2 separate regions of the Homo sapiens genome follow, and region 2 is linked to region 1. A link is a loop called in an ENCODE intact Hi-C map of the cell type or tissue named here. Cell type or tissue: dorsolateral prefrontal cortex. All regions are shown on one strand. Each heading gives the region's core, and the rest is flanking DNA. Links, peaks and the distances in the headings are about the cores only. Region 1 has its middle 230 kb from the start of LINC01029. Region 2 overlaps ATP9B (ATPase phospholipid transporting 9B (putative)).

The links. Peaks named below come from ENCODE experiments on the same cell type or tissue, not always from the same donor. Only the 100,000 strongest peaks of a DNase experiment are listed, where the experiment ranks them.
Region 2: a loop joins it to region 1, with 6 times the contacts of the local background. A loop is called at or near these places in 1 of 110 quality-filtered maps.

Annotation. Positions count from the first base shown.
Region 1 is chr18:77,757,379-77,773,991 of GRCh38, reverse strand. No RefSeq gene overlaps it. Among named protein-coding and RNA genes, the nearest start is that of LINC01029, 230 kb to the left of the region's middle. RefSeq lists a silencer at 1,632-1,832 and an enhancer at 10,842-11,556. In dorsolateral prefrontal cortex, for the core only: a CTCF peak has its summit at 8,310 (motif pointing right); a DNase peak (open chromatin) is centred at 8,301.
Region 2 is chr18:79,358,448-79,375,060 of GRCh38, reverse strand. ATP9B (ATPase phospholipid transporting 9B (putative)) reads right to left here. Exons shown (of 30, transcript NM_198531.5): 26 at 15,599-15,707; 27 at 2,179-2,236; 28 at 960-1,163. Among named protein-coding and RNA genes, the nearest start is that of NFATC1, 29 kb to the left of the region's middle. RefSeq lists an enhancer at 12,449-13,648. In dorsolateral prefrontal cortex, for the core only: no CTCF peak of the experiment used is centred there; no DNase peak of the experiment used is centred there; H3K27ac peaks cover 846 bases.

The DNA of each region.
Region 1 (16,613 bases), core at 6,358-10,357:
ATATGTATATATGTACATATCTATATATCTAGATATATAGATATGTATATATCTATACCTATAGATGTATGTACATATCTATATACCTATATATATGTATATAGATATATAATATTCTGTAACCCCCTAGCAATCACCACCAACCATACTCCAGCCTTAATCCCAAACACAGTGACCCAAAGTGCTAAGGATAGATCCTCTGTTCTCTTCTACATAGAAGAAGAGCTGACCCAACTCAGGATGATGTCACAGGCAAATAATAAATAAACTAAGGCAACTGGTAATAGAAGAACACACCAAACAGATAGAAGAAGACAAAATTAAATGTGGTATTTGTGGTATTCAATGCAGTATTTCACTCTTGCCTCCTTTCTAGATCTTCAGCATAGCAGCCTAAGGATACTTGGGGTGAGCCAGGAGTGAAGAGTTGGAAACACCACCTACTGTGACAAGTGCTACGGGCTTCTACCTGCAGGCGCCATGCTGGACAACAGGGACACAGGACCTACTGCCCCTGCCGGTCCTGGCCTGGTCTGGCTACACAATCCCATCACAGAAAGCCTGCCTGACCTGCCCAACTTTCAGTTCTCAGAAACCACCAACCCGTCCTTGACTCTGGGCAGCTGTTCACGCTATTTCTGTGGCTTTTTCTCCCTCTCCATGCGTGCTTATATCCTATTGATTCTTCCAGTCCCAGCTTAAATGTCACTCTCATAGAAACCTTTCCTGTCTCTCTGTGCTAATACCCCTCATTTCCCATAATCGGCACTTCTCTATGAGGGTGGGGGGTTGCATGCTCGGCGTCTGTTGCCCTGTGCAGACCGTGAGCTGCAGAGGGCATGAGCCTGGCTGCACATCTTTGTCCTGGGTGCAGGGCACGTCGTAAGGGCATGCTCCGTGTTTGTTACCAGAAAACATAAATGCCGTTATGAGTAAAAGATTGGAGATGAAAAATGATAAGCATTTGCATTTAGTTTAGCACTGATGATGGGTTGATTGCATCTCTGCTCCAAATCCACTTTCATTGGCCACTCGGTGTGAATGGAACTGGGCCCCTTAACCAATCTTTCTTTGCCAGCCATGCAGTGTCAAGCTTTGTCAGAAGAGGTTGTGGAAAAGATACCTCAGGGAGAAGTTTTTCCTTCCTGCTTTCCTGCCCTCCCCTCCACGGCTCCTCTCTCACAGGCAGTGTCGCCAGCATGCGGCCATGTGCAGCTCCTTGGGGTGGCTTTGCAGGGGACCCCTCCAGAGACACCTTCGCCTCAGCTGTCCTCTGCCACAGAGCATCACGTGGTAGATTTCCAGCTAGTTGTAGAGGATATAGCTTTCCAGCACGTCCCTCAGGGCAGGTGTCCCTCAGTGTCTGCAGGGTGAGTTTCTGGCAAGCTCCTCCAGCACAGGGACTTCCCTGCCATTCAGCAAGACTCACTACCCCTCTCCACAGTGCCCAATCCTGCTCTAGGGAGCCACTCTCCAATGTCCACCTCAGTCCTAGGGGCCATGGCTGCTCCCCACATCTGCTACGGCCATACCCCTTCCGGCTATCTTTCTTTCCATTCGCTTGCTCCTCCCTTTCTTTATGGTAAATTTCTCCATGCAAATTACTGCATGAGTCATCTCCTGATTGGACTCAGACACTGCTTCTGTGTAAGATGCTTATGTATGACTGTAGCTGAGATAAAAAGTTGTGTGCAAAACCCTAAGAAATGCAGTGTGCATGCATGCTGCCACCGTAAGGTTGTGGTTAACATCCACAAAGTCATGAGGTATGTCCTTGCTGGGACTTCAGTTCTGGTGATGCTAGCTTTGGAAACGAATGTGCAGCAGCCTGCTGAGAGACCCCACAAAGGTAACGCTACTTTCACGTCCACGCAGACACACCTATGGAAGGCGGGGTTAGTCAGCTGCAAACCTTACTTGAGGTATTTGAGACTGGACACCAGGTACACGGGAATTCTTTTTCTCTTGAAAGTATCTTGAATTCTAAATTTCTAAGTATGAAAATATATACACTTATTTTCATTTTCAATCTACATTAATCAAATCACTGCTGGCTTTCAAACTCAATGCACTTTAGTGAACATGAAGTTTGTTTTATGTGTATTCAATTTTTTACAGAAGGAGTGGTGAGAAGCTTTTCAAAGAGTTATGAAGGAAATAAACTTAAGCATATTTGCGTGGACCATTAAGAAGCTCTGGCTACAGGGACTCAGTTGTTTCCATCTTTCTAGATAGCCGGCTGACACATGCAGCTAAAGAGACAATAATGCATTCGATCAAGATGCACAGAATATTGACATGTGCCTTCAGCGAGGCTCAAATTTTCCTATTATTCATTGAATATTTGCAATTGGAAGCCCTAGGCTGCATAGAAAACCTGGTGTGTTTCTAAAGTTGTTAGAGTCTCCGATAGTTTTAGACATATTACATTAAAAAAAAGAAAACTGAGCTGTGCAGAATGGACACTTAAGGACCAGAATGGATCTGAGCTTGTGGAGTGAACCATACAGATCATCAGAGAAAAGACCCCAATACACTTAGTCTCCTTAGAGGGGTTGGACAGGTGCCTGTGGTTGTATCAGGGTACCAAATTGCCTTTCCTGAAAAATGGGAATTGAGGGTAAACATGAAAAGCAAAGCTACAATAATTCTAATGCTCATTATATTATTGAACCATGTGACTAGGAAATGAGTGAAATTCTGAGAAAACTGGAATTTGAGGCTAGCAAATGGCCAGATGAGGTATTATTTTTCTAGAAGTCTTAGCTTGTAATGCAAACGCGTGCACTTACACACACACTCTGAGGAAATACTGTTGCATACTGGAGTTCCTTGCCTATCATAAAAAGCTTGTGACATCCCATCAATATCTAATTGTATTAGTTATTCTACAGGGGTTCCAGGAAAACTGATGGAGAGGACTCTCAAGTATTGATCAACGTCCTGAAATCCCGTCCTATTGTTTACTGAACTGGTCAATTATCATTGAATTTTTCATTTTGAGTTGAAATGGAAAATTAACAAAAATTAAGCAATTTTGTAAAACATGTTATCATGAATGGAAAAGAACTGAGGTTTTAGTGTCACACTACATACTCATAGCTTTTTGTCTAGACATATTATAAAATAAATACATGTCATTATTAACATATCAACTAGCCAAAATCATCTCCCACTACCCTTTTCTATCAAATGAAATAGAACAGAAACAATATTAATTTACCTGTTATCTTAGACTTATAATCTTCTCTCTCGAAGTCAGAATATTGAAAGTTATTAACTGTTAAGATCGCAACTATTATCTCATTGGTTTGATCATAAGCCAGATTTTAAAACATCTATTGACAAAAATTACATGTTAACTGTTTGAGTTTTTTAAAGAACTAACTATTTTTAATTAAATTAATTTTCTGGTCTTAAAGTAGAAAAATAGAGAATCCAACAGGTGGATTATTTTTTAGATAGGTAACAACATAAAGTAAAATCTCCTGTATGATATAAGCTAACAGTGGAAATGTCCAGATTTTAAAATATACATAACCCAGAAATGCCAAGATGTCATGGAGAAGAATTATGGGAAATCCAGAAAAAGCAGTTTCTACCTATGTCTCATGACTGAGCTTGACACACATTTTAGGTCTGGGAAGCAACAAATGTGTGTTTGTCGGGCCTACAGAATGCCTGTTGTGGTCTCCATGCCAGCTGAGAACACTGTGACAAATACAGATTAGAGCGATAGTAAATACATTTCACACACAATCGAGGGGTTACCTTAGTTGTTCACATCTAGACAATTGTCAGTTCTAGATACTGAATATGCATTCTGATTGGTCCATTTATGGATTTATGGAACAGAAAGTAACATTGAGGGGAGCAAAAATAAGTATGCCTAGGGTTTTTCAGGGGCAGTAAAATGTGCATTTGAGAAAAATCAGGCCTGTATTATTAGCAATTAACAAGGCAGGTTAAAGAGGCGAGTAGCAGATGGAGATCAGGCTGTAAAATGACCCCACCATCATGACCACATCACCAGACAATGCCACCATGACCACGCCATCAGGATTATGCCACCAAAACCATTCCACCATGGCCATTCCATCACAGCCATGCCACCACAGCGATGCCACCAGGACCATGACATCACAGCCATGCCACCGCAGCTATGCCACCAGGACATTGACATCACAGGGATCAACCACAGTGATGCCACCAGGACCAAGCCATCTCAGCCATGCCACCACAGTGATGCCACCAAGACCAAGCCATCACAGCCATGCCACCACACTGATGCCATCAGGACCAAGCCATCACAGCCATGCAACCACACCAATGCCACCAGGACCATGACACCACAGCCATGCCACCACAGCTATGCCACCAGGACCATGACATAATAGGGATGCCACCATAGCGATGCCACCAGGACCAAGCCATCTCAGCCATGCCATCACACCGATGCCACCAGGACCAAGCCATCATAGCCATGCCACCACAGCAATGCCACCAGGACCAAGCCATCACAGCCATGCCACCACAGCGATGCCACCAGGACCAAGCCATCACAGCCATGCCACCACACCAATGCCACGAGGACCATGACACCACAGCCATGCCACCACAGCGATGCCACCAGGACCATGACACCACAGCCATGCCACCACAGCAATGCCACCAGGACCATGACACCACAGCCATGCCCCCACACCAATGCCACCAGGACCATGACACCACAGCCACACCACCACAGCAATGCCACCAGGACCATGACACCACAGCCATGCCCCCACACCAATGCCACCAGGACCATGACACCACAGCCATGCCACCACAGCGATGCCACCAGGACCAAGCCATCACAGCCATGCCACCACAGCGATGCCACCAGGACCATGACACCACAGCCATGCCACCACAGCGATGCCACCAGGACCATGACACCACAGCACCATTACCACATCCTCATGACCACATCATCATAACTAGAGATAGAGAGATTGCTCAACCCATTAGGGAGCACAAATATCAAGGAGAGTCAGTTCTTTGATTTTGCTCCACATTATTTATAGAATGCAAGATGTCAAGAGCACGATTTACAGATAAAATCTCCTTTAGAACCTTTTTATTTCCTATGTAAATTTACCAAAATCACAGGAAAATGTGTTTGTCTTAATCTTAGAAACCTTTTGTCATTGCATCTTACCTTTTATCAAAAGTAACCTTTAAAAAAAAACATTGCCTACTGTGACCAAAAACAGTCAACAAAAAGAACAATCTTAATCGCTTTAAAGGAGTCCGATAGAGTTGTAATTTGCCTTATAAACCACGTCACTGTGCCAGAGATTTACAGCAACATGTGATCTTTAAATAGACTGTATATCACCTTCCTGATGGTCATGCAATTAAGGATCTGGACATGAGGAACAAGACACTGCCAAAAAATACTTCTCAAAAGGGAATTTGTAATGTCAGGGAAGATAAAAATAATTTAGAATTCAGGGCGACATGATTTTAATGCTAAATACTTTGTGAAGATTAAGCCCCCAAATGTCCTATCTAATGCATAGAGTCTTTACTCTGGGCAACATGGGTAGAATGAAAGGAGATTAAAAAAGAAAACATAAGAAAAAGAATTTAATTAGGCAAAGAGCAAGCATATCGTAGATTTAATGAAATAAGATTGTTCAACTTATTTTATAAATAAGTAGTTTTAACAGCAAAATGTGAAATGCCTATGTAAAACAAAACAATGCAGTCAAGGTACTCCTTGCAATCTCTACTCAACCAAATGTTTTGGTAATTTGAGGCATTAGATTCATTGACTGAAATTTTAAAATTTTATCCAGATACTGTGTCATATACATAGAAAAGCTAAGATTGCACTTGTTAGTGTCATGACAGGCCTCACCTTCTCCCACTGAGCTTATTCGGGGCCTCTTCATGAAAATTGAGCTCAGAGTATTTAACAAAGAAAACCAATTGCCCAGACCTACTTCTATTCCCAATATACTACTGATATGAAAGGATTCTTACATCTATTAAATATAGTACTTATAAAAACAGAACATAAACATTATGTGTGAAATTATTGGATTTTTATTTGTTTTTGTTCAGCTTCATGAGTTCAGGGTCAGTGTTTGTTTATTGCTTTATCCCTAAGCTTCTAACACCAAGACCAGAAAATGGTAGACATGGAAAGGAGGCTTGTGGAATAAATGAATAAATAATCTCCACACTATTTCTTCAAATATTTCAAATCTCACGTTGCCATGTTCCTCTTCCTTAATATATTATTATGATATATTATATGATACACTCTGAGTTGTATATATAAAACATGTGTTACGTATTGTTCATATGTAAATGCGTGTGTGTGTGTGTGTGTATGGATTTGTATGGATATACCTGTGTGCCTGTAAACATGTATAAATACTATATGTACAATATGTTATATATAGTTAAGTACATGTTGATAGGCTGACATGTATCTATGCATGTATATGTGTATATATAGTGTATTATACATATAATTTATTATTCTCAGGACATGAACACAATTTTTATTTTTAGTTTTTATTTTGCACACGGGCTAAAGAATATGCCTTTGCAAACTACAGGTATAGGAGTAGTTATGAGGCAAAGAGTCTGAAGAAGAGCCTGATGGCATGTGTGCCCCTTGCTCTCACTTTTCTATCCATATCTGTTGCTCCTTTTCTGTACACCAGGCGCTGTGTTAGGCTCCAAGGATTAAAGCAACAGTAACAAAACCCATACTCACTTCTGCATTGGCTGCGATTCTTCCGCACGTTTAACCATTAACTTCTCTTTTGGTTAAAAAAGCTGCATTTTTATACAGATCAACCACATAAGAATTCACTTTGTTACTATTGAAATTATTTTGTTTAGTTAGAGCCTTTTTTTTTTCATTAAGCTCCAGTAAGTAAATCTAGGACCTATAATTTTTAGGAGCCAAAACATATTCCATCTTGACTGTAATTGCATCTGGTAAAACTATGGTGCCTGGTATGTATCTTTGAAAGGAGTAGTGAATCCAGGAATAAATGTCCTTTTCAGATGCGATCATTGGGACAGAATGAAAAATACGATATTCCAGAGGTCAGAACACTGGAAGGTTTTGGGGCTCTCCTGACTTCCTTTATAATGTTCTTTACTGTCATTCAGTCTGTTCCAAGGAAGGTTTGAGATATTTTGCTTTAAAATTGTTTGCTTCTCCATTTCCCGTGTATCAAGGAACTGATGGCACCGATAGATACGTAGAAGTTAGAAGGAAGGAGGCCAGGGGAGCAAGAGGGCTGCTGCCGGGAGCACCATGGCGACCACCTTTCCCAGTGTGAGGCCTGCGAGGAAACGGACGTGTGCTGGGAGGCTCTGCCTTTTATGAGACACGCCACCTGGGCAACTGACCTATCTTACATCAATATCATCTGACTGGTCAGTTTGCTTTAGGTGAAAAATAATTTCTACTTGGATTTAATTAATAATAGTGCAAAACTTTGAAATTTAAATATTTGAATACATAAAAATTTAAAACACAATTAAAATTCAAAAGTAATGTGCACAGTTAAAATATATCACAGTAATATATTTAGGTGACTATTTTAATAGTAGCTATCTTGCCCTCAATTGGGTCTAAGAAACACATACTCTGCATTAAAGAACAATTTTAGATCTATATTTTTCCACTTACTTTATTTAGGTATAGAGCATATTTTAACCAAAAACATGTCTCTTTTTCAAGGAACTTTTATTTGTAGCACATACATCTTTGAATTTTTATGAACATAATTTTTGAAAAATTCTTTCATATAGAACTACTTCCCAAAGAATATATATTATTTTTGTCGAACACTAAAAATTAGGTTGAGGATTTCAAGAACGCAACTCTGATATGATTGAAAACAAATGTGGGTTATGTTAGCTTAGTTACTCAGCGATAATGATATAACAAATGCTGGATTTTTATCCTGGCTGAACACTTACTGGATATTTGAAATATGAAAATTAAGATATGAGTATAAATAGAATTTCATAAAATTGTGATTTTTATTGAATAGCATAACTTACCTGCTGCCTACTTAGGCTAACAGAAATTAGACCCCTACATTAAGTCCTGTTTTGATGATTAAATAAGTGTTATGGAATATGTCATAGACGTAACTGTGCAATTTTCTGGGAGCCATCGTGTATGTACAATGATGCTTCCTGAGAAAACCACACGGACTTTAATTTCTGCCGTCTCCAAAGGAAGGTGCCGTTCCAGCGGTCTACACCGGTGCAATGCTGCCACCAGATGGTAGAGATCACTACACAGGCCTGGCTGATGTGTTTTCAGAAAGACTCAGTGAATTTCTGACATAAAAGGGATATTTTAAATCCAAGGATCCTACCATGTACACCCACTCCCATTTGCGTGTTCACACTCCTTGCCTTCAACAAAGAAAATACTCGAGACATTAAAAGCTTTCCCTGTATGTAACAGAACAGGAGAAGGGCAGCATTTTAGTGCTTTCAGGTGTTTACTCTGTGTGTGTGGATAATGTTAACAATTTATTGAATGAAAACAGTAGAAGCTTAAAATCGTGAACACGTCAGCTGCTCCTAAACTGGCACTAAAATGGGTTTCTAGGAAAATTCAACATTCAGAGATCGACTGGACCGCCGCCGGCAGGAACTTAGTGTAGACGCTGTGAGTGAAGACAGCAACAGCAAAGATGTCCTTAATTAGGACCGAAATAAATTCTGATTTGTAACATAGAATATACCTAGGAAATCACTGTAGAAATTTCCTTCTTTATCCACTGTCAAGTTAGTTAAAACGTGCTTTCAGCTTGAAGAATGTTGACGCATAAGTGCTGGAATTCCTTCGGTAGGACTGAAACCTTTTGTGTTTCAAAGCAGATTACATTGTTCAAGCCAGAAGATGAAATGACTCCAGTTACTCTGTCCTCATTCACTGAAGATTTTAAAATAATATTTAATAAAGATGTCCAATAATTTGTTAGTGCAACGATAACCTAACCCTCTTTAAAAAAAAAAAACAGTAATAAAACAAATCTTGAGAGACTGTTTTCCTTCGAGTTCGCAAAATTTATTTCAGTGTAGAACTATCAACTTTTCACAGTTAAGAACCTCATTCATTAACTCTTTAATATGAACGATTTGCCTTTTATTACTTAGTGACAAAGTTCAAAAACATATCAATCACTGTGAACTTAGACTTGGGAGATCTTTTAGAAAATTGAACAAATACAAATAGTGTTAGGATAGAAAGTATATCTTTCAATGGTCAGAGCCTTACAAGGAGGTTAAATATTACTAGAAAAATAAGAATGTAGGTATATATATATATATTATTGATATATGATTATTTAAATACATCATTTTACATTTAGCCTTTCTCCTCATAAATATTTTGAATGTTCTAGTCAAAAATATAATATTCAAGACATTAAAATTGGTGACGAAGTATTTACAAATATTTTATTATAATTATGTGTTTCTATAGATATGTAGTAGCTTCAATACTACCTTAAAATTTATTTAAATAAATATATTTGGCTGTATATTTGCACAATCGTATGTGTTGTATTTATTCTTATGAAAGAATTATTAAATCATTTTAATGAATGGTATGTCTTTAAACCTTTCTGCTTAGATATCAGAGATTATCATTGTCGTATTGAAGTGCAGCGTTACTGAATAAGAAAGTGTACTCTCTCAAAGGAAGGTTACGTTGTCAGTTAGGATGGACAACAGAATAAGTATTTTTCTGCAACAAAAAGGGACTATAAATCAAGTTATTCTTAGCCTGTGATTAGTTCTGTCCTTCATTCTGAATTTCTTTTCTTGTGTGGATTCGAGTCAACCCATAATGTTATTTTAATTTAGTTTTTTGTATGTAATACATGCTCCCGTCAGGTAAATGAACTTGTCATGATTGAATTCAATAGATTATAATGACCCTTTATCTGCATTGCTGAGCGTTAGCTCATAGTAGGCAGGACTGGCTTAAGCGGCTCCAGATCAGGAATGAGTTCTAATTGAAAGTCTTCATCAATCTTTAATGACAGCATTATTATCATTGTTGAATGTGCTCTTCCAGTTGCTTTCCCCCTTTTAGAGAAATTTTTAGCAGCTTCACTGATGCTTGTGAGGGTTCAGGAAATGGCAATATCTGAGTTTCCTATTGTCAAACAGCCGTGACAGAACCCAGGTGGCCGCTCTTGACCCATTCCTTCTGGCGGTGCTCACCTCGGACCTTGTTCTGTAGGGACAGATCCAGCGCCAGTGCTTAAGAAAAGCCTCTGAGGAGAGCTGCTTGGGGCAAGTGGTGTGATACTGTGGTAGAGCTCACAATAGAGCAAAATGGGCCAGTGAAGTGACTATTTACAAAATGTTGATCAAAAACAGCACAGATTTGAAAATGCATCCACAGGTGACAGTGTTCAACTCAGAACGAGCATTTGCTCAGTTTGATCTTTAATTCTAATTTTTAATAAAACCTTCAGATGTTAGAAAGTAATTAATGTTAATAAATGTGCAGGTGTTTATAGAGTCATACATGTGTGTATTTGAGTCATGTATGCACACATACACACACATACGTATTTGCATATTTATGGCTGACTGGACTGATATTTTTAGCTAGGTAATGTTTCTTTGATTTTAAGTGAAGACTAAAGAAAATTCTCTTATTAAATTTTGCTAGAAGTGTGTCACAGGTCCCAAACCCTTTTCTAGTACACACCTATCATTCATTGCTTACATGAAGATATAGTCCAGTGCTGCTGTTGAAGTGGCCATTTCCTTTGTATTTGCAAATTGAAGCACTTTTAAAAATCTTTAGTTTGCACTTCACTGTTTCCAACATTTGGCCACAATAAATATTTCCAAAAGCCCTACTATTGTGTGCTGCATTGTGAATAATTTATGCAACAAGGAGGCAGGGATTTTAATTGATAGCGATTAGTGAACTTTCTAAATCTGTAAAACTTCAACAGGCTTAAGCTTCCAATAAATGCCAGTGTCTATTTTTATGCCCCAGCCCCTATTTAACGGAAAGCCTAGTGCATCAGCCTGCAGCTGCTGGTGCTGCAAATGCCAAAAAGGGGCTTTTGTTCCACCCACCGTGCTGTGGGAGGGCCATTCTACACAAGCATTGGGAAGCTGCTGTTTGCATTTTCTTTTTGATCTTCTTACGATGGGGTGGAGAAGTTGTTGCTGGGCTTTTGTTTTTGTTTACAGAATGATATTCTGGTGACTCTCGGTTTCCTATCACCAGGGTTGATACCTAGATGGAGTGGAGGGAAGTCAGGCTGTCACGGAGGGCACAATATTATGTCGACGGAGTGCACTCGCTTAAACAGCAAGCTTGAAATGTAATAAGGAACAGCAGATTATCAAAGACCATCTCCGTGTAGTGCACTAGACTCTGGGAGGACTGAGCACTGCAGAGAGGGAATGTGGTGAGCTGAACTGGTTCCCAAAGAGCTTTCTTTGACAATGGTCAATTCCTTCTCTATTTTTACATTTTATTTTGTATTTAAAAGTGTGCATACTCTTGAGTTTCAAATTCTTTTAGTGGAAATTAGCAATACATTTTCACAGACATGCCTTGATATGATAAAGTTATTAATCATGTAAAAATTATTAAGAAAATCTCAAAATTTGACTTGGGTTAAAGAATAAACGTACATTTATAGGAAGTCAAGTTTTGAGGAAGTCATTTCTTATACTTTAACCCATGGTCAAATTTTGAGACTTTTTAATACTTTTTGAAAGTATAAAAAAGGAACAGAGCCCTGTTCTCAAAATTTGAGGAAGTCATTTTTTATACTTTACCCCATGTTTTCAAACTTTATTTATAAATATGAAAAATAAATAATCCATAGTTAGATTGCTAATGAGAAGAGGAAGTTTACCCATTTTGATTTTAAACATGTTCAGAAAACAATGCAATCAGGGATCATGGATTTCCTATTATTATTATTATTATTAATTTGAATAAAAATATTCATACATTTGAAAAATCACAATGCAAGTTAGTCAAGTAGAAGGCCGTCCTGAAGACCTTCCATTGGGGTATAAGTTTTCTGTGCATTTGGTGCTATTTTTCTTTTCAAAAGATAAACAGAGTTGCTTCTCTGGTTCTCAAAGCACTCAACATTTTTGTTTCTGCTCTTCCAACGTGATTATTGTTTGAGACAATTTAAAGATGTAAACTATACCGTCTCTGTTCAGACTGCAAATGTGAGAAAGAGTAAAGTAAAAGAGGGAGGCACACATTTTGAGGAGTTTTAAACTGTGACTCTTCTTAGGTTGAATATCATTATGCAAATAAGTTAGTTGTTTGTGAAAATTCAGTGCCATTATGCAAATGAGCTAGATGCTTGTGTAAATTCAGTGTTGTTATGTAAATGAGTTAGGTGTTTGTGTAAATTCAGTGTTGTTATGTAAATGAGTTAAGTGTGTAAATTCAGTGTCATTATGTAAATGACTTAGGCATTTGTGTAAATTTGATATCATTATGTAAATGAGTTAGCTGTGTAAATTCAGCATCATTATGTAAATGAGCTAGCTGTGTAAATTCAGTGTCATGTAAATGAGTTAGGTGTTTGTGTAAATTCAGTGTTGTATGTAAATAAGTGTGTAAATTCAGCATCATTATGTAAATGAGTTAGGTGTTTGTGTAAATTCAGTGCTGATTATTTCCACTGCCCTCTTCCAGTCCCTTGGGATCAGTCAGAGCTTCCCCAGGAGTCCAGGTTCTTTCTCCAGTCTCTCCCCACACATCTGTCCCTGCCGGTGTAGGAGACCTGATGGACGTCCTGTCCCCTGCACTCCATTGCATGGGGCTAAGGAGAAGCAGGCTGCAGCAGGTGCAAGATAAAAGCTTGGCCACTGAGGGCTCACAGTCTAGGACAGCTCCCTGCCATCACTCCACCAGCTGCCACAACGTGGGCAGCACCCAGGGATGGGAGCTAAGACCTCCTCCTCACTGCTCTCTCTTCCCAGTCACTGTTTGGAAGGCCTGGCTCCTAGCATCCTGCCTTAATTCTCACTTCACACTCACATCCACACTTAAGATCTGATGACAGTCTGTTCATTCCAGCACTGGCTCTCAGCTTGCCCCAGTTCATACTTCAGAAGGCGTTTATCTGTGGCTGGCTGTGTTCACCCTTCCTCAGCTTCAGGCAGGCAGACTCCCCACAGAAAGACCCTTAAAACCCACAGCCTGGCCGGTCCACCTGCTTGGTCCTAAATTGGGCTCATAAGTCCATCCACAATCTTAAACTCAAGCGTTCCTGTCTTTGATCACAGCCTCCTTAATTAACTCATCTTATGAATTGACTGTTTTCACTGTGATCTCAAATCACTTAATCCAGCTCACTTCACCCAGCCTATTAGCCTGTTTGTAGTTACATTTGACTTTCAGAGATAAAGGATATATAAGTGCTTTATACACTTTAAAACATTCAGTAAAACTAGCTGATTCTTCATCAATCAGATATTGTAATGAAGTCCTTAAATAATATCCCAGATAAGGCCCTGGACTCTTGGGCCCACTTGATTATTGTCCTGGTGTTGAATCAATGCGCCAACAACTAACATCCTAACGACTTGGCTACACTCAGCATCACTTCTCCGTTCTTGATCTGGACCACACTGCACAAAACAACCTGCTGATGAGATCACCATGCACAGTGGTTTTTTGATTCACCTCTTTAAAAATTCTCTTATTCCAAGGAGCATTCCCAGCTTCCAGCACTAAGCTCTGGCACATAGTCGTTCTTCATGGAACATCTGTTAGTGAGAATGCTTTTCCTCCAAGCCCTCATGTCAGCCCACGTGCACTCACCCTTGGTGTAGGTGCCTATCTACCCTGCAGAGATGAACGAGGGTGTCCACACTAACCAGCCATGATCATCCCACTATCCATGTTAAGGCAAGTCTATGCATCACTTAGACTATTTCATTCTTTACTCAGCCTGGGTGAAATAATATTTATTTCAAAGGACAACATAAAGGACCTCCTCAGCATGCTTTCTCTCTCAAGCAATCCATGTGATGTTGAGCAGCTCTGCCTCCCGTTCTCTCTCTTCATCTTTCCCCACTTTGTGTTTGTGTCCAAAGTTCTATGTCTTGCAGACTAAGGGGAAAAGCACGGGAAACATATTTTTTGGTTCCTATTGATCCTTGCTGCTGGTGGCCAATGTCCTCTCCTCTTTTGACAAACAGTTGTGTTTAACAAAAGGGTCTTGTCCGTTGCTTCCATTTCTATACAACAGCCAACAACTGTCCTTCATTTCCTTCCATCTGGCTTTTGGTCTTCCTATTAAAATTTCCTCCGGGAGGCCATTAGAAAACACAACTCCAGGTTATTAACATCATCCTCAATCCCTGTGAGGACTCCGTAGCCCTTGGTTTTTCAGGGCTCTTTCCTGTTGCAGGCATCTCCACGCAGAGCAAGCTCATTCCTGGATTCTAGGGCATCTCCACGCAGAGCAAGCTCATTCTTGGATTCTAGGGCATCTCCACGCAGAGCAAGCTCATTCCTGGAGTCTAGGGCCCTAACTGCTCCCTTGCATCCTCCTCCTCCAAAGAATGTTCCTCAAAGTTCGTTTACTTGCACACTTTTCTCTTTTCAGGAGATAAATTATTTATCCTGAAGATTTAAGGTATCACCTCAATGCAAACGAGTAGCAAGTCAAGGTTCTCATTCTAACAACTTTTCAGATCTCAAGATGAGAAGCTTCAGTCCACAGTAGGACATTGCCTCTTAAACACAGCCTCAGTGATCAGAAGTGAATTATCTCTTGCCAGAACTTCCAGCTCCTTTTTCCAATGTCATTTCAGAAAAGCTTTCAACTTCCCACCAGTTAAACAGGCTGAAAGTCTTCATCGTCTCTCACTCATTTCTTTCCTATGGTCTTCCTTCTCCACTGATCACTGAGACGACTGTTTCTTCGTGTTTTCTGCGTGCCTTTTCCTTTCTACGGGGTCTATGATCAACCATGTTTCTTCTTTTATAAATCCCTAACTGTGCTATTAGAATAGCATCTTAACTATTATCCTAGTGCATCCTAAAGATCACTGGAAATTAATCTCTTTTACATTCATGACCATGCAAGAAACCTGGCTCGAAAACTTGTGAAGTTCTAAGTTTTTATGGGAAAAAATGTATAAGTCTCTGAGCTCAGGACAGAAGGTCCTCCACAAAGCGTTCACCGTTATCTCTCATTATTACTTCCTCTCAAATCAGTTTACTTTTCTCCCAGAATAGACATAGCTCAGGGGTGTCTCTTTCTTTTGCTCCAGATGCCCTTCTACCTGCTCAGAAGTCCTGAATGTCCTTTTTTTTTTTTTTTTTTTACCTGAGATGGAGTCTCGCTCTGTCACCAGGTTGGAGTGCAGTGGCACAATCTCAGCTCACTGCAACCTCCACCTCCTGGGTTCACACCATTCTCCTGCCTCAACCTCCCAAGTAGCTGGCACTACAGGTGCGTGCCACTATGCCCAGCTAATTTTTGTATTTTTAGTAGAGACGGGGTTTCACAATGTTGGCCAGGATGGTCTCGATCTCCTAACATCGTGATCCGCCCGCCTCGGCCTCTCAAAGTGCTAGGATTACAGGCGTGAGCCACCGCGCCCGGCCCTGAATGTCTTTTTACCAAACAGTACCCTCCACTGGCATGGATCTTCTCCGTGAAACGTGCCCTGGTCATTTAACTAACAGCAATTTCTGTCGGTAATCTATGAATTACCTAAATCACTCTTTTGCCATCCAGTGGTTTATTGTTAGCTTTTTGGCTACTTAGCTGTTCTATTTTTAGTTTAAAAATATAGTATGATTCAATCCAGGTGGATCTGGGTTTGAATTATGACTCTGACTTTTTTTTATGTTTATGAAGCTGAATAACTGATTTGACCCCATGTGGTCCCCTTTCCAAATCTACAGTGACAGAGATCATTACTTCACAGCACTGTGGAAGGATGAGCCAAGGCTGTATCAACATCACATGCAAAGACTTTGATTACATAGTATGTGCTTATTAAAGTTGAGTTTCTTTCCCTTCTTTAAGGACTGACACCTAGGGCTGGCTTCCTTTTCTCTGTATCCATATCTCCTAGACCTAGCATCATGCCTGCTTGTTAATAAATGTGTAGCATAGATAATTATGAGTAGAATCCAAAGGAATTACGTTTCTGCAGGTGTGTCGGTCTAGATGCCTTTTTCCAAATGAGGCACTTAAGAACTCTACTGGAGGAAACAACACACACACACACACACACACACACACACAAGTTTAATGCATTTATGATGAACAGAATATTATCTAATATCATCAAATTTCTTTTATTCAAGCGGGTCTTTAGAATATCATGAGATTTATAGAGCGATGCTAATATTTATAATTTAAAAGTTACAAAATGTTTTTTGAAAAGGCAAAAACAAAATAGCTTTTAAAAAATGGAGAATTTAGTCTTAAGGTAAATTTCTATTCATGATTTTAAAAATTTTTGCCTTATTTGGTAATGGCATAACTTGAATCCATTTTCTTAAAGATGTTTAATACATGTATTCTTCCAAATTA
Region 2 (16,613 bases), core at 8,344-12,343, 1.6 Mb before region 1:
GAGCTCTGCACATTCATTCACATGTATGTAAGCGTGTTACTACTGATCTTCAGACCCGCCCCTAATGGGAAGTGATACCGTCTCCAGTTTGCAGATGCAAAAGCTGAGGCTCAAAGTCGTGGTGAGTCCTGCCCACGCCCGTGATGCATGTCTTTGTCGTTTTGTGAGCTCACTGTGGCACTGAGTGTGTTCACGTGTCCTTGAGTGTGTTAATTCATGATCTTACAGGAAAATATTCTAAGAGCCAATTTTCAAAAGAAAAATAACTAGCACATTATAACTTGAAAATAACCATTTCTTATGAGCCACGGGTATTTTCTGAGAGTTCTTTTATGTAAGAACAGGAACATTTCACATTTTCCTACGTACAGGTTCACCACTGCATGGACACTCAGGCACTGAGACGAGGACAAGTGCACACGCGGCTGTGTTCACCTCCCGCAGGTCTGAGTCCCAACTGCTCCCGAGTGGCTGTGCTGCTCATGTCAGGGGACCAGCCAGCCAGTGACCGACGGGGCTCAGCGCCTCCTGTCAGGGGACCGGCCAGCCAGTGACCGACGGGGCTCAGCGCCTCCTGTCAGGGGACCGGCCAGCCAGTGACCGACGGGGCTCAGCGCCTCCTGTCAGGGGACCGGCCAGCCAGTGACCGACGGGGCTTAGCGCCTCCTGTCAGGGGACCGGCCAGCCAGTGACCGACGGGGCTCAGCGCCTCCTGTCAGGGGACCGGCCAGCCAGTGACCGACGGGGCTCAGCGCCTCCTGTCAGGGGACCGGCCAGCCAGTGACCGACGGGGCTCAGCGCCTTCATCCGTGGTGCAGGGACAGTAAGAGCAGGCACTTTCTGATATGGGTTTTACCATGATCCACAACTTAACACAATGTATTCAGAAGCAACAATAAGAAAATACTTCAAAATCATGAATAGAGAACGATTCAAAAAACAATTCCAAGGCAACTTACCAAAATATTCATTGAGAAAAGCGAGTGAGGACACGTAGCAGCCTAAGCTGAGGAACTCGGCCACCACCATCAGCCAGTGCCACGTGCGGACGGTCAGCGCCACCATCAGCAGCTCGGTCAGGATCAGTGCGGTGAAGGAGATGGCCACCACGTGGACGAACTCAGACTCGAAGAGCACCAGGGCCCCATACATGAGGATGCCGCCTGAAAAACAGCAGGAGCTTTTTCCATGCACACGAGCAGGGTGTAAGCCAGCTAGAGGAAACAGCCTTGAACCAGCAACGTCACTCAAGACCCTTAAAAATAGGGGATAGGCCAGGCGCAGCAGCTCATGTCTGTCTTCCCAGCACTTTGGGAGGCTGAGGCGGGTGGATCACCAGGTCGTGAGTTCCAGACCAGCCTGGCCAACATGCTGAAACCCCATCTCTACTAAAGATACAAAAAATTAGCCAGGCGTGGTGGCACGCACCTGTAATCCCAGCTACTGGGGAGGCTGAGGCAGAAGAATCATTTGAACCCAGGAGACGGAGGTTGCAGTGAACTGAGACCACACCACTGCACTCCAGCCTGGGTGACAGAGCGAGACTCTGTCTAAAAAAAAAAAAAAAAAGGCGGATAATGGCCATGCCCATGCTTCATGCTGATGAACAAGTCACTTAAACTCTGGATTATGGACAAAATAAGATGGGATCCTAGCTACATCAGTTAGAAATGGCAAATCGAGGCAGACAAACTTTTTAATCTCTGGATACGAAGCCACACCTCTACTTCAATTAGTGTAAATAATTATGTGTTGCATGTAATTAATATATCTGATCTGTTAGTTATACTTGCAACAATCTCCCATTTATCTGAACACTAAACAAAGGGCAGCTAATGGCTTCTCCTTACATAACTCAGATTTCTCAAAGTCTTTTTATCACTCTATGAAAGAAAGCCATTGTGCAGGGTATACAATGTGGTAAGTGCTTGTTAAAATCTTTCTGGATTAACATTTAATTAAAAACTAAGTCAGTTTTTAGGTGGCATGCATCAGTTAAAAAAAAAAAAGGACCCATGTTGCTGGAATATTGATTTACAAGATAAACAGAAGGGAGTATTTAACTGCTGATGGCATTTTAAGCTGTTGGAATTTAATCTGCAAGTAAAAACAATATTGCTAACAAAAAGACCAAAATAAAAAAATCTTTAGTCCAGTAAACTAAGGATCTCGTCTTACCTTGGTAAATACTTATTAAAACCCAGATGAGGAAGGTTTTGAAGGACAAGGATCTTCCCTAGGGAAACAGTGGAAGAGCGTCGTTAGTGCGCAGAACCACCTGCTTGACTCACGCCTTCCAGGAGTGAGCTATGGGTCACTTCTGAAAGACCCAGGTCCATAAGCCCCATCCATGCCACCCCAGCCACCTGGTCTACCAGCATTTCGGGCGCCTTTTCCTGACACCCGAATCCTGAAGAAGCTGCCTGGGTCCCACACGTGTCCACTGGTGCCTGAGGTTAGACGTTCATGTTGTCTTCTGTTTGACCTGCCGTCTTGTTGGCTCTACTAAGCCAGGAGTGATGTATACAAGCAAACATTTCAGTGAACCAGGGGGAAAGGCTCTTGGCAATAAAAACATTTTCCCTTATTTCTTGTCAACAAATACTTCTATATTTACTGTTTGGTTTTTTCAGATCAAAAGATACAGAACGTAACAGTTCTTCAGTAAGGATGGCACATCTCAACTGAAGTAAAAAGTTATCCCTTAAACCCTCGCTGGAGAACATGTCACATACATAACCCCATGGAATGGGTCCTTGCGCCAGGCCCTTCACTCTGCGAAGTTGAAGGCAGGTGACGAGGGGGCAGGAGGCAGGGGACGAGGGGGCAGGAGGCAGGGGACGAGGGGGCAGGAGGCAGGGGACGAGGGGGCAGGAGGCAGGGGAGCTCTGGCCCACGGGGTTGCTTGTCCCACTGCATCCCTGAAGATTAATTTAGAGTCCAAGAAGAGAGGCTGAGTCATTAACAATCGCCCTGACTTGTTGGTGCTAAAGAGCTGTCGAAAGTGACACGTGTTGAGAGGCCCTGTCTTTATGTGAGGCCTTTGTTTGACACCTTCGCATCTATTTTCTCAGTTACACAGAGCAGACGTCGTTTCCATTTACAGACGAGGAGACTCGAGAAGTTCCGTGATTTCCTCAGGTTCTTGCTGGAGGCTGGTGGTGCTAAGAAGTGTAGTCTGCTGATCAGAGCCCAAAGTCCTGCCCTGATTTAGGGCTTCCCCACCCACGGGGGAGATTCTCCTAAGGACAGGAAGTGGTTTAAAGAGCCACAGAGGAAAGACAAACCCTCACGGAAGCTCAGGGGACACAGAAGACAGCAGGGAAGATGGAGGATGGTGACAGGCTGTGCTCAGGGCCTGTCTGAACCTGCACCTGCCTGAGTCTGCTGAAGACCTTTAGACACAGGCATGAGCCATCACAGAACAGAGGCACGGACGCTGGAAATGCGGCTATATTCCTGCAGGAGGCCACCAGTGGCAGATTTATGAATTATAATTCTAGTTGTAGTTTAATTATAAAAGACAAGTGTGGTGACATATGTTAAGTGTTTTCCTAGGCTGCAAGAGTCAGTGTGTGAAGATGCTGACGGAGCTTGAGCCCTCACACGTGAATATGAAAAGGAAGATTCAAATTCACTGTGACGAAGAAGCACTACTGTTTTTTTTTTTTTTTTTTTTTTTTTTTTTTTAAGACGGAGTCTTGCTCTTTCACCAGGCTGGAGTGCAATGGCACGATCTTGGCTCATTGCAACTTCTGCCTCCCAGGTTCAAGCAATTCTCCTGCCTCAGCCTCCCAAGTAGCTGGGACTATAGGCGCCTGCCACCATGCCCAGATAATTTTTGCATTTTCAGTAGAGAGGGGGTTTCACCATGTTGGCCAGGATGGTCTTGATCTCTTGACCTCATGATCCGCCCACCTCGGCCTCCCAAAGTGCTGGGATTACAGGTGTGAGCCACCGCACCCAGCCAAGCACCACTGATTTTTAAAAAGCAGAAAACTTTGAAGTTAAACCATTTATATACTCCAAATAAGTTCTCTTGGTACGTATTTCCCAAGGACATTTCTCTCCCTGGGTAATGGTAGGTGTTTGGTCTTTGGTCACGAAATTCATCTGTAATTAAGTATGTGGCTCATTTTATTCAAAAACTGTAAAAGGAAATTTAATTATTTTGACATAAGAAAGAAAAGGCTTATTCTGTGGCCTGATTTGCTGAAATGTATTCAGTTTTATTCATGTAGGTCAATGATTGGTGTCTATGTGGAAGACGAAGTGGTGTCTGTGCTGCCTCTCTTTAGGAGCTGCCAACAGGGAGCACCTCAGACCTGCACCTGTGGGGTGTTCCATATTGAAGCAGATGATATTATAGATTAATAAAAGCAAACACAACAGAATGGGTACAAAAAACATCAACAAAATAGATAATTTGAGAAAAATATCCGTACACCTCCTATTAATGGCTCCCAGACTGTAGCTCTGAGAACAAAATCCTGTTATATTTGATGGTACAGACACGTTACTCATAGAAGCAATTCATTCACTATGGGTTTCATGTTATGGAAGAAGCCACTCTTCCTGGGCCAGGTACCTCTTCATTTGGTTTAGGAAGAGATGAAGATGTCTGTCACTCTGACTGATGTCCCCGTATGTGTGGAATGCCTGGAGTGGAGTCCTGCCTAGCACACGCCTTTCTTCTGCGTTCTTGGGCTCAGGACTTAATCTCTGTGCCTCAGTTCCCTCCTCTGTGAAATAGAAGTAATAGTGGCATGTGGCTCACGTGCATGAAATAAAATGAGCCATGAAATAAAATATGCACAATGCCAGCAGCATAGTAAATATTCACTGAATGCTACTGTTATATTTACCATTAAATATTACGGATTCAGAAAGTATATTTCTATCATACCAAAAATTGTAAAAAATAAAATCAAGCAAATTTTTAAAATTTATTTTCATTTTTTTGAGATGGAGTCTTGCTCTGTTGCCCAGGCTAGAGTGCAGTGGCACGATCTCAGCTCACTGCAACCTCCGCCTCCCAGGTTCAAGCGATTCTCCTGCCTCAGCCTCCCGAGTAGCTGGGATTACAAGTGTGCACCACCACACCCTGCTAATTTTTGTACTTTTAGTAGAGATGGGCTTTTGCCATGTTGGCCAGGATGGTCTTGAACTCCTGACCTCAGGTGATCTGTCTGCTTCGGCCTCCCAAAGTGCTGGGATTACAAGCGTGAGCCACTGCGCCCGGCCAAATCAAGCAAATTTTAAGGAAAGATTAACCAACCTCAAAGTCATATGTGTACAGTTATTCGTACGGAAGCACTCAGTGCTGTGGGGCACAGAGCACGCTGATGCGCGTGTGGCGTGAAAGATGGTCCCTCTGCAAGGATCGGCACCGTGGCATGGGACCAGCCACTCCAAAATGCCAGGACTCCTGTCCTGAGTCTGTAACCACTTTTATCTCTATTATAATTTATTCTCCCAGCCTACCTCCTCAGTATACGTTCTCTGATTTTTTTTTTTTTTTTTTTTTTGAGACGGACTCTTGCTCTGTCGCCCAGGCTGGAGTGCAGTGGTGCGACCTTGGCTCACTGCAGGCTTCGCCTCCCGGGTTCACGCCATTCTCCTACCTCAGCCTCCCGAGTAGCTGGGACTACAGGCGCCCGCCACCACACCCAGCTAATTTTTTTGTATTTTAGTAGAGACGGGGTTTCACCGTGTGAGCCAGGCTGGTCTCGATCTCCTGACTCGTGACCCGCCCGCCTCGGCCTCCCAAAGTGCTGGGATTACAGGCGTGAGCCACCACGCCCGGCTCATTTTTTTTGTATTTTTAGTAGAGACGGGGTTTTACGGTGTTGGCCAGGATGGTCTCGATCTCCTGACCTCGTGACCCGCCCGCCTCGGCCTCCCAATCTGATTCTTACTAGAACAACAACAACAACAAATTTCGCCTGTTCCCATAATTGTAATTATTTGAGAGAAGTTTGGGAGTGTGGAGTAGAAAGATCCTATAGGCAGATGCAAGAGGAGAAAAAGTGCAGTCAAAGCATATCAAGAACAAACCCTCCAAACAGAGAGGGAAGGACGGTGCTCACGGTGGCGCCGGGGAGAGAAGCCCCAATTAACTGGGGCTCTGCACGCGTCTCTGGCCTTGGCAGGAAGGGAAGCTGGGGAGGAAGTGTGGGCTTCCTGCCGTTCAGTGCCTGGCCTGCTCTGCTGAGGGTAGAGACGTGCCAACGACGAGGGTGCCAACGACGGAGTATGCTGGTGGTAGGGTCCTACAGCAAAGGGGTGGGCAGGTGACGTTCCCGACAGCTCTTCTGCTTGCCACACTCACTCCACTGTCACTTTTATTTCTTCTATTAATGGTCTGAAATTACGGTGACTGATTTCTTCAGGGTCTCATTCCTTCATTCTTACATGGATAAGCTCAATTTCATTAAATACATCTCTTAGAATATAAAATGAACTTCAAATATTACTGGACAGAAAGTTCAAATATTACAGGACAGGTTAAATGAGAGCCACCAAGCAGAGAGTGTGCACCTAAAGGTGGACTTGCTGCCACAGAGTGCTCGCAACTGGGCCAGGGCCAGGCGCAGACATGGGCTGGTTTTGAACTCCACACTTTGAAGGATAAGACTGCAGCTTTGCAAACACAGTCCTGTTTTTGTAGAGACAGGGTCCTGATCTGTTGCCGAGGGATGGGGTGCAGTGGTGCGATCACAGCTCACCGCAGCCTCGACCTTCCAGGCTCAAGTGATTCTCCAGCCCGGGCAGCTGGGACCACAGGCACCTGGCGCCATGCCCAATTCTGTTCATCTATCCTAGGAAAATTGAAGACTTTCTTGGCTCTGACTCCGTTTTCTAATCATTTTGCCTTGAAATCACTTTAGACTTGCAGGGAAGCTGCAGAAGCAGCGCAGACAGCCCCATGGCGCCCTCCAGCTCACCCGGGGCCACGGCGCCGTCCAGCTCACCCGGGGCCATGGCGCCCTCCAGCCCACCCAGGGCGACACTCCATGGAGACACAGACACGCACCGTGGCAGAGAAATGGTGTGGAGGTCCTGGTTTTTCTCAAATGTGCTTTTCCTGCCCAGGGCCCCACACAGGACCCCACGCTGCTCTGGCCGTGATGTCTCCTGGGCTCTGTGATCTGGCCAGCGCCTCTGTCTCCCCGTCCTTAATGACCTGGCTGCTCCTCAAAGCTCCGGACATGTCTTTTTGGAATGCCCTTGATTTCGACTTGTCTGATGTCTTCTACTGATGACACTACTGGGGAGGATTTGTTGAGGAGACACGTGTCCCCTGCAGGGCTCCACAGCAGGAGGTGTGGTGGCCTCTCTCATCCCTGGTGATGGGAACTGTGACCCTGGAGTTCCACTTCCCTTGGAAGACCTCGTGACAGTGGCTGCTGCCTTGGTGCCCCAGCGGGGCCTCCAACTGCCCTGGTTCCTTCACCATTTATAACTGGAATCCTCTGGTTGAGGAGGCGCTTTCTCTGCGTACACATGGTGGAGGTGAAGATATCTGTGTGCTCTCTGGTTGAGGAGGCACTTTCTCTGCGTACACACAGTGCAGGTGAAGATATGTGTGCTCTCTGGTTGAGGAGGCACTTTCTCTGCGTACACACGGTGGAGGTGAAGATATGTGTGCTCTCTGGTTGAGGAGGCACTTTCTCTGCGTACACACAGTGCAGGTGAAGATATGTGTGCTCTCTGGTTGAGGAGGCACTTTCTCTGCGTACACACGGTGGAGGTGAAGATATGTGTGCTCTCTGGTTGAGGAGGCACTTTCTCTGCGTACACACGGTGGAGGTGAAGATATGTGTGCTCTCTGGTTGAGGAGGCACTTTCTCTGCATACACACGGTGGAGGTGAAGGTATCTGTGTGCTCTCTGGTTGAGGAGGCGCTTTCTCTGCGTACACACGGTGGAGGTGAAGATATGTGTGCTCTCTGGTTGAGGAGGCACTTTCTCTGCGTACACACGGTGGAGGTGAAGATATGTGTGCTCTCTGGTTGAGGAGGCACTTTCTCTGCGTACACACGGTGGAGGTGAAGGTATCTGTGTGCTCTCTGGTTATCATCTAGTCATGCTGCTGTCTAGGTTGCTGTGCAGGGTGTTCAGTGCTAGCCCGTGGGAGGCTCAGCCTCTGACGCCGTCAGACCTGCCTCCCGCACCAGCCTCACTGATTCTTGTTCAGCAGTTCCTTACTTTTTTGCTCCACAAGAAGTTTCAGGCTCATCTTGTATTTCCCTTGCCTCAGCCCTGGAATTAACCCCTTCTCTAGGGCTCTGCGTGGTGGGGGACGGCACAGGGTCTCGTCCGCATAATCTGCAACACTGAGCTTGCTCACTACCGCCTGGTTCCTGATTCTAGCCACTCGGTGTATGGCCTAGGACTGTGTGTGTTTACTAAGTCATGCTCACACATGTCCGTGTTTATTTCTTCATCTATTTATTTATCTCACAGAAACCACAAGCCCAAACTGATCTGGGCTTCAATCCAGCCCTTCATTTCTAACTTCATCGCTAACAGGGAGAAATCTGCTTCTCATTAGCTACCATGCATGGGCTTATTGATTCCTGTAAGAAGCAAATGCCAAACGCAGCCCACGGTTTGCAGTTCTTTTTGTCTTCAGCCTTACAGTGAACCACAGTCAAACGCCTTTCCCAAGGCCACTGAAAAGAGCTCCTTTCTTCCCAGCCCACAGTGTGGTTCTGCGGTTCATGGGCCGCTGTCTGCATTCCTCCTCCCTTAGCTCCATGCTGGTGCCGTCCAGCGGGCTCTGAGAGAGGCACGGTCAGGTGTCCGCCACCACCGCGCCAGACAGAGCAGCTTCCACACCCACACCCCCTCGGGATGCCTCTCCGGTCACCCTCTACACTCAAACCTTTAGCGACCACGGACGGGTCTCTTCCCTACAGTTCTGCACCTCCCAGGTGTCCGGTAAAAAGAATCAATACCAGCTTTCAAGTCTGGCTTCTGCTGCACAGCAAAATGCACAATGTATGATCCATCATGTCATGTGAGTCAGCAGTAACCCCTCACTGCTAAGCACAATCCCACTGCCTGGTGGCATGACACACAGGCTGGCCATGTCCACTAGGATGTCCTTCCATCACACACAGGCTGTCCCTGTCCACGGAGATGTCCTTCCATCACACACAGGCTGTCCCCGTCCACGGAGATGTCCTTCCATCCACGCACAAGCTGTCCCCGTCCACGGAGATGTCCTTCCATCACACACGGGCTGTCCCCGTCCACGGAGTTGTCCTCCATCCACGCATGGACTGTCCCTGTCCACGGAGATGTCCTTCCATCACGCATGGGCTGTCCCCGTCCACAGAGATGTCCTTCCATCACGCGGGAGCTGTCCCCGTCCACGGAGATGTCCTTCCATCCACGCATGGGCTGTCCCTGTCCACGGAGACATCCTTCTGCCCACTGGCTGAAGGGCACAAGGTTGTTTCCAGCTTCTGGCAGTTATGACAGTGCTGCTGTGAACATTCATATATAGGATTTAGTATGAATCTAAGTTTTCATTTCTCTTGGAGAAATACCTAGGAACAGGACTACTGGGTCATGGGGTAAATACATGTTTACCTTTGTAAGAAATGCCCAAACTGTCTTCCGAAGAGGCTGTATCATTCTCCCTTCACCCTAGCAGTGAAGGGGAGTCTCTGCTGCTCTGGACCCTCCCCAGCCTTTCACGTTGCTGGTATTTCGGCTGTTCTAGCACGGGTGGGTACACGGCATCTCACGGTGGCTTCAACTTGCAGTTCCCTGATGAAAATGGCACTGAGCATCTTCACAGGCTTCCTTGCCATCTGTGGATTATCTCTGGGGTGGTGTCTGTTAATATCTTCTGTCTACTTTAAAAACTGGGTTGTTCTCTTGTTGAATTTTGGGGGTTTCTTATATACTATAGAAACAACTCCTTTATCAAAAGTGTGACATGCAAATATTTCCTTCTAGGCTGTGGCTTGTTTTTTCATTAACAGTATCATTCAGAGAGAAAAACTTTTTTTTTTTGAGACAAGGTCTCGCTCTGTCACCCAGGCTGGAGTGCAGTGGCTCAATCACAGCTCACTGCAGCCTCCAACTCCTCAGCTCAAGCAATCCTTCCACCTTAGCCCCCTGAGCAGCTGGGACTACAGGCACACAGCAACCACCATGCTCAGCTCATTTTTTTCTATGTTTTGTAGAGACACGGTCTCACTATATTGCCCAGACTGGTATTGAGCTTCTGGGCTCAAGTTATCCTCCTGCTTCAGCCTCCCAAAGTGATGGTATTACAGGCATGATAAGCCACTGCACCTGGCCAAAACTTTTAAATTATGGTAAAGTCTAATTTATTATTTTTTTCCTTTAAGGATCATGATTTTGATCTCATGATTAAAAACTCTTTGCTTAACCCAAGGTCATGCATATTTTGTGTGTATTTTCTTCTGAAAGGTTTATAGCTTTACATATAGGTCAAGGGTCCACTTTGGGTGGATTTTCACATGAAGTGTGAGGTGGAGGTTGTGGGTCTGTTGCTCATGGGCGGCGAATTGTCCCAACAGCTGCAGACACAACTCTTCTCCTTCTGATTTCCTCTCATGTTTGCCAAAGATCATCTGACACATGTGATGTATTTCTGGGCTCTCTTTTCTGTTCCACCGATCTTTTTGTCTATCCTTTTGACAATAACACATTGTCTAACTGATTACTGTTTTACAGTAAGTCTTGGAATCAGGTAGTGTGTTTTCCAACTCTGTTATTTTCTTTTTTTTCTTTTCTTTTTTTTTTTTTTTGAGACGGAGTTTCGCTCTGTCGCCCAGGCTGGAGTGCAGTGGCGCGATCTCGACTCACTGCAAGCTCCGCCTCCCGGGTTCACGCCATTCTCCTGCCTCAGCCTCCCGTGTAGCTGGGACTACAGGTGCGCGCCACCATGCACAGCTAATTTTTGTATTTTTAGTAGAGACGGTGTTTCACCGTGTTAGCCAGGATGGTCTCGATCTCCTGACCTCGTGATCCGCCCGTCTCGGCCTCCCAAAGTGCTGGGATTACAGGCGTGAGCCACCGCGCCCGGCCCAACTCTGTTATTTTCTAAATTATTTTGGCAATTCGAGTTCCCTTGCCTTGCCATATAAATTCTAGAGTGAGCTTGTCAATGTGAAGCAATACTGAGGCTCTCAATCCATGAACATCTAATTGAGGCTCAATCCAGGAACATCTGTTTACGCCTCCCAACCCAGGAACATCTGTTTACGCCTCTCATTCCAGGATCATCTGTTTACGCCTCCCAATCCAGGAATATCTGTTTACGTCTCTCAAACCATGAACATCTGCTTACGCCTCTCAATCCAGGAATATGGGTTTATGCCTCTCAATCCATGAACATCTGTTTATGCCTCCGAATCCAGGAACATCTGTTTATGTCTCTCAATCCAGGAACATCAGTTTACGTCTCTCAAACCATGAACATCTGCTTACGCCTCTCAATCCAGGAATATGGGTTTACGCCTCTCAATCCAGGAACATCAGTTTACGCCTCTCAATCCATGAACATCTGTTTATGCCTCTCAATCCATGAACATCTGTTTACGTCTCTCAATCCAGGAACATCTGTTTATGCCTCTTGATCCAGGAACATCTGTTTATGCCTCCCATTCCAGGAACATCTGTTTACGTCTCTCAATCCAGGAACATCTGTTTACGCCTTTTACAGTTTCTTTCCTCAATGTTGTTGGTTTCCAGCACACAGATCTTGGGTGTATTTTGTTAGAGGTACACTTCAGTGTCTCACTTTCTTGTATTATAAATGCTTAAATGTATTATTATAAATGTTTACAAATTTTTTCAAACCCCAATTATTCATTGCTAGTGTACAGAATCAAAAATGATTTTGAAAAATTATTCCTTGTATCCTGAAACTTTATGAAGTTTACAAGTATAGGAGGTTGTATGTGTGTGGATTCCTTGGAATTTTCTACATAGAAAATTATAGCATCCACAAACAGAGATATTTTTATTTCCTCCTTCCTAATCTCAATGTTTTAAATTTCCTTTTATTGTCTTATTCACTATTATTTTGAAAAGAATATAAGTATACAAATATACATTTCAAAAGATAAAACCATTTGAGAGTATTCTACAGAAAATAAAAATTAGTGAAGGGGTCCGAATGGTTCAATACCTAATGGCACCAGAGATTTCATGAAGAACTGTATATTACCTACTTGATATCTTTACAATTAGCACAACTACAAATCAAATGTCTCTGGAGTTAGCTGGTAATGTAAGATTATGAATTGGTAACAAAATTCACAGCCACAGTCTGAGATATTTTGGGACCACGTGAGCTGGCTCACTTAACCAGGGTCACCTTACTAGTCCTGATGCCTGGATCTTGGAGTAACTAGCTTCCCTAAGCGGTTACACACCATTCAGAATGAATGAAGACATGTGCAGAGTTAGGAGAGAGATGAGTAGGTCAGTTTCCCGTCTTACTGGCATCCAGAAAATTAAGTGCCTGAACTCATCGTGAGTAAAGTTTAATAATTCAAAGCAGAATTTGAGCTTCAAAAGAATAACAAAATAGTGTTGCAAATATACCATTTTCTGTAAAGAATAAAAGCTACACAGTTTTAGGAAAGCGAAGGAAATCCTGACTCTTTGTTTAACTGATTCATTCACTGCCTCATTTGTTTATCAAATACTTACTTAACAGATACTGTGTCGATGTGTGGCTCAGGCCATCGAGACACAGCAGGGGACAAATGTTTATACTTGAGGTTGGCTAACTCATTAGGACAATAAGTGAGATTTATAATGCGTGCCTTATTTGTACTTTTAGATTATAAAGACTGGTTATCAAATACACATAAAAAAGAGGAGATTTTCTTTCCAATTGAGTCTTCTCCTGTGTGCAGGGAATGCATGCCTTGCCTCCCTGGCTCGCCTCTGAAGGTATTTTATAAATTTACGGTGACCTGAGATATGTGACTCAGAACTGACTGGACCGGCACTCGCCGGTCAGCCACTCACATTTCAGTCCGCGGCCCTTTATGCTGTTGTTACTCACACTGCAGGCCGCGGCCCTTTATGCTGTTGCTCTATGCCACTGATTCACTGCTTTCTCATCCTGACTAGAATACAGACTTGTTGAGAGCAGGGCTATGTTGTCCTACATCGCAGGAGCTTGAGCCGACGGACTGGGGACTTGGTGTCCACTGACACTGACCGGTGTGGATAAACTGCGTTGGCACATCCAGTCTCCAGCTGCCCCGATCATCAGACAACAACGCAGAGTGCTGCAGTCTGTGCTACCTTGGCGAACTGTTCAGAAGGAACAGAAAGCTTCAAAATAGTTCTTTAGCTTCAATAAGAAAAAATAACTAAATTAACTTTAGTGGCTCAGTACTTTAGTGCTATTTTCTTTTCAAAGAATTTGAAGTGTAGTAGATTTAAAAAAAAGTTACAATGCAGATAAGATGTTGAAGAAAAGAAGCTTAGAGAAAATGAGTGACTGCATTCTTGACCAAAAAAAAAAAAAAATGTAGGGATGGTGACCTGACTTTAGGATACTAAAACATTCTAAATTGTTGCTCACCTTAACGAAAACGGAAATTTAATACCCTTAATGAGATCCAACACAATCAGAAGTGAACAGGGTTCAACGGCACCAGTAACACAGAACTTACGGATTCCATGGCCACAGTTACGGATAATTAGCTGCTCCGTCAGACACCTGTGGCCCTATGAACCTCTTGTTACTAGAGCCATTTAGATATCCACAAAGAAAGAGACTGGTGCGTACAATCTAAATCCTTGAAAACAGTAAAAACGTGTTACTGCCCCACTCCAATAGCCGGTCAAGATGGCTGTGGCATGACAGTCCTATGACAAGTTTCTCCCAGCACAGCGATCCGGGAGCACCGGCTGGGGCTACAAGACCCCTGGTGACCTCTGCCCTGCTTGCGTGCCGGTTTCCTAGGGTTGAGGGTAGCGCATCGAGGTTTACCTTCGTACATGAAAAGCTTGTTCCCGTATGTTTGTAAGGCAGCATTTAGGTAAACATTTTTAGAGTCTCTGGGAATGAGGAAATGCATATGCTACTAAAATGATCATTATTCACACTAGCTTCCCGAAGTTTTTGGATCTTTGCTCCTTACTCTGCTGTACTTTATCACAATGGTTTCATCAGTTTAAGATACTTAAGCGGTCTTGCTTCTAGTTATAGTAGGTGTGACCTGGGACGATGCTTCCCAGTAGTCACGATGATGCCACCATGATAATAACGCTTGGTATTTATATTTCATGTGATACTGGTGAACTAGCTTTATTTGTCTTGATTATAACACTAATGAGAATTCTTTATTTTTTTCAAGAAACTTTAAAGTCTTTATTTCATTTCAATAACATCAAGAAATCAAAAAGTTAACATGACTTACCCAGCACCTCTCTGGCTAATGAGTGGTTATAGCTGGACTAGAGTCTAGTTTGTCAGTGGTTAGCTGGATAAGAGTCTAGCTTGTTAGTGGTTAGCTGTATTAGATAGAGTATCGTTTGTTAGTTACTAGTTAGACAGACAGGAGTCTAGTTTCTCAGTTTGTGGTTAGCTAGGTAAGAATCTAGTTGGTTAATTAGTGGTTAGCTGGACTAGAATCTGTTTGCTAGGTAGTCATTAGCTTTCTTTTTTAATGCCTAATCTAATTCTTTCTTTACCATACAGCTACTGCTTTAAAAATCTGAGTTGATAATTTCAGACACCTGTCATTTATCGATTGTAAATCTAAATTTAATTGCGGTTAGTGGATTTTGTTTTCAATGTTGATTCAAAACAGCTAGCTTTGTGGAAAATACCAGAGTTACCATGATTTGTGTCTGCAGAGCTGAGCCTCTCTTCTACCCCGTATCCTTACACGTTCTATGCTATAAAATATGCTGTCGTAAAGAATATGATAAATTCAAAGCCTCCTTTAATCCTAACAGAGCACAGTTTTAAGCCAAATAAATCCATCTTTCTCAGAGTTTCAGGTGACTGAAGTTTTCTGGGGTGGATTTTTTTCTTGGTGACATCACTGCAAAAATAGTCTATGGACCCTAGGGACAGACACATGTTATCACTTTTCAGGGATAATTCTGAAATCCACAACTACTGACAAACTTGGAAATACACAGGAAACATGCAGCCCATGGGTTCCCCAGCTTTGGAATGCTATTTCTGCAGCAGGTGCAGTGACGCTGTCCGGGGGAGCCTTTCTACAGAAATTACACAGTGAGATCTTCTCTGACATTTGGTGAGCTCACTTCACAAAAGTTCCACAAATGGTTAGAATATCTTTTACAATTCTAATTGTATGTATGATATTAGAGCTTTATTGCAAACATTTGAGAAATTTTTTTCCCTGAGATGTTTTTCCCCTTTTGAAGTTTAACTCAAAGAGAAAATGCCAACAACAATTAGGAGACATAAAAAACATCTTCAAGGACAGAGAATCGTTTTTCACAAAATGCCTGGAAATGCCTCCTGACTGGCCTGTTTCTCACTCGTGTAAAATGCTAGATGTGGGTGCTAGTCGTGAGGCAGACAGCTTGCCTGAGGCCCGTACCTTGGTGAGGTCCTTGTACAGCTCCGGGTAGAGCATCGCCATCTCTGGCTTCACGTCCTGGTCCAGCACTAAGGAGAACACTGGGAACATGGTGTATATGGTGGCATACCTGCAAGACCAAGAGCGGAGTGCAATGGGCGTGAGAAACTTCTACCACACAGCTAGAAACAGACCTCTGGATTAGAGGTCACAGCTTCAAAAACACCAAAAAATACTCCACAAAAACCAACAAAGTAAGTTGGCAACCAAGTAAGATGATTGCGGAGACTGAGTATTTATCTCAGAGCACAGTAGCATGTTCTATAAGTCACAAATGCTTACGGGTAGAAGAATGATTTTTAAAAATGTTTACCTTTCTATGTTGAGATCATTGTAGACTCACATGCAGTTGTCAGGAATAGCACCGAGATCTTATGTGATCTTTACCCAGTTCTCCCAATGGTAACATCTTAGATAACTGTAGTGTGAACCTCACCACCAGCATCCACACGGACACCTCCAGACCCAGAGCACCCCTCACACAGGGTCCCTCACACAGACACCTCCAGACCCACAGCACCCCTCACACAGAGTCCCTCACACAGACACCTCCAGACCCAGGGCACCCCTCACACAGACACCTCCAGACCCAGAGCACCCCTCACACAGGGTCCCTCACACGGACACCTCCAGACCCAGGACACCCCTCACACAGACACCTCCAGACCCAGAGCATCCCTCACACAGGGTCCCTCACACGGACACCTCCAGACCCAGGGCACCCCTCACACAGACACCTCCAGACCCAGAGCACCCCTCACACAGGGTCCCTCACACGGACACCTCCAGACCCAGGGCACCCCTCACACAGACACCTCCAGACCCAGAGCATCCCTCACACAGGGTCCCTCACACAGACACCTCCAGACCCAGAGCATCCCTCACACAGGGTCCCTCACACGGACACCTCCAGACCCAGGACACCCCTCACACAGACATCTCCAGACCCAGAGCACCCCTCACACAGGGTCCCTCA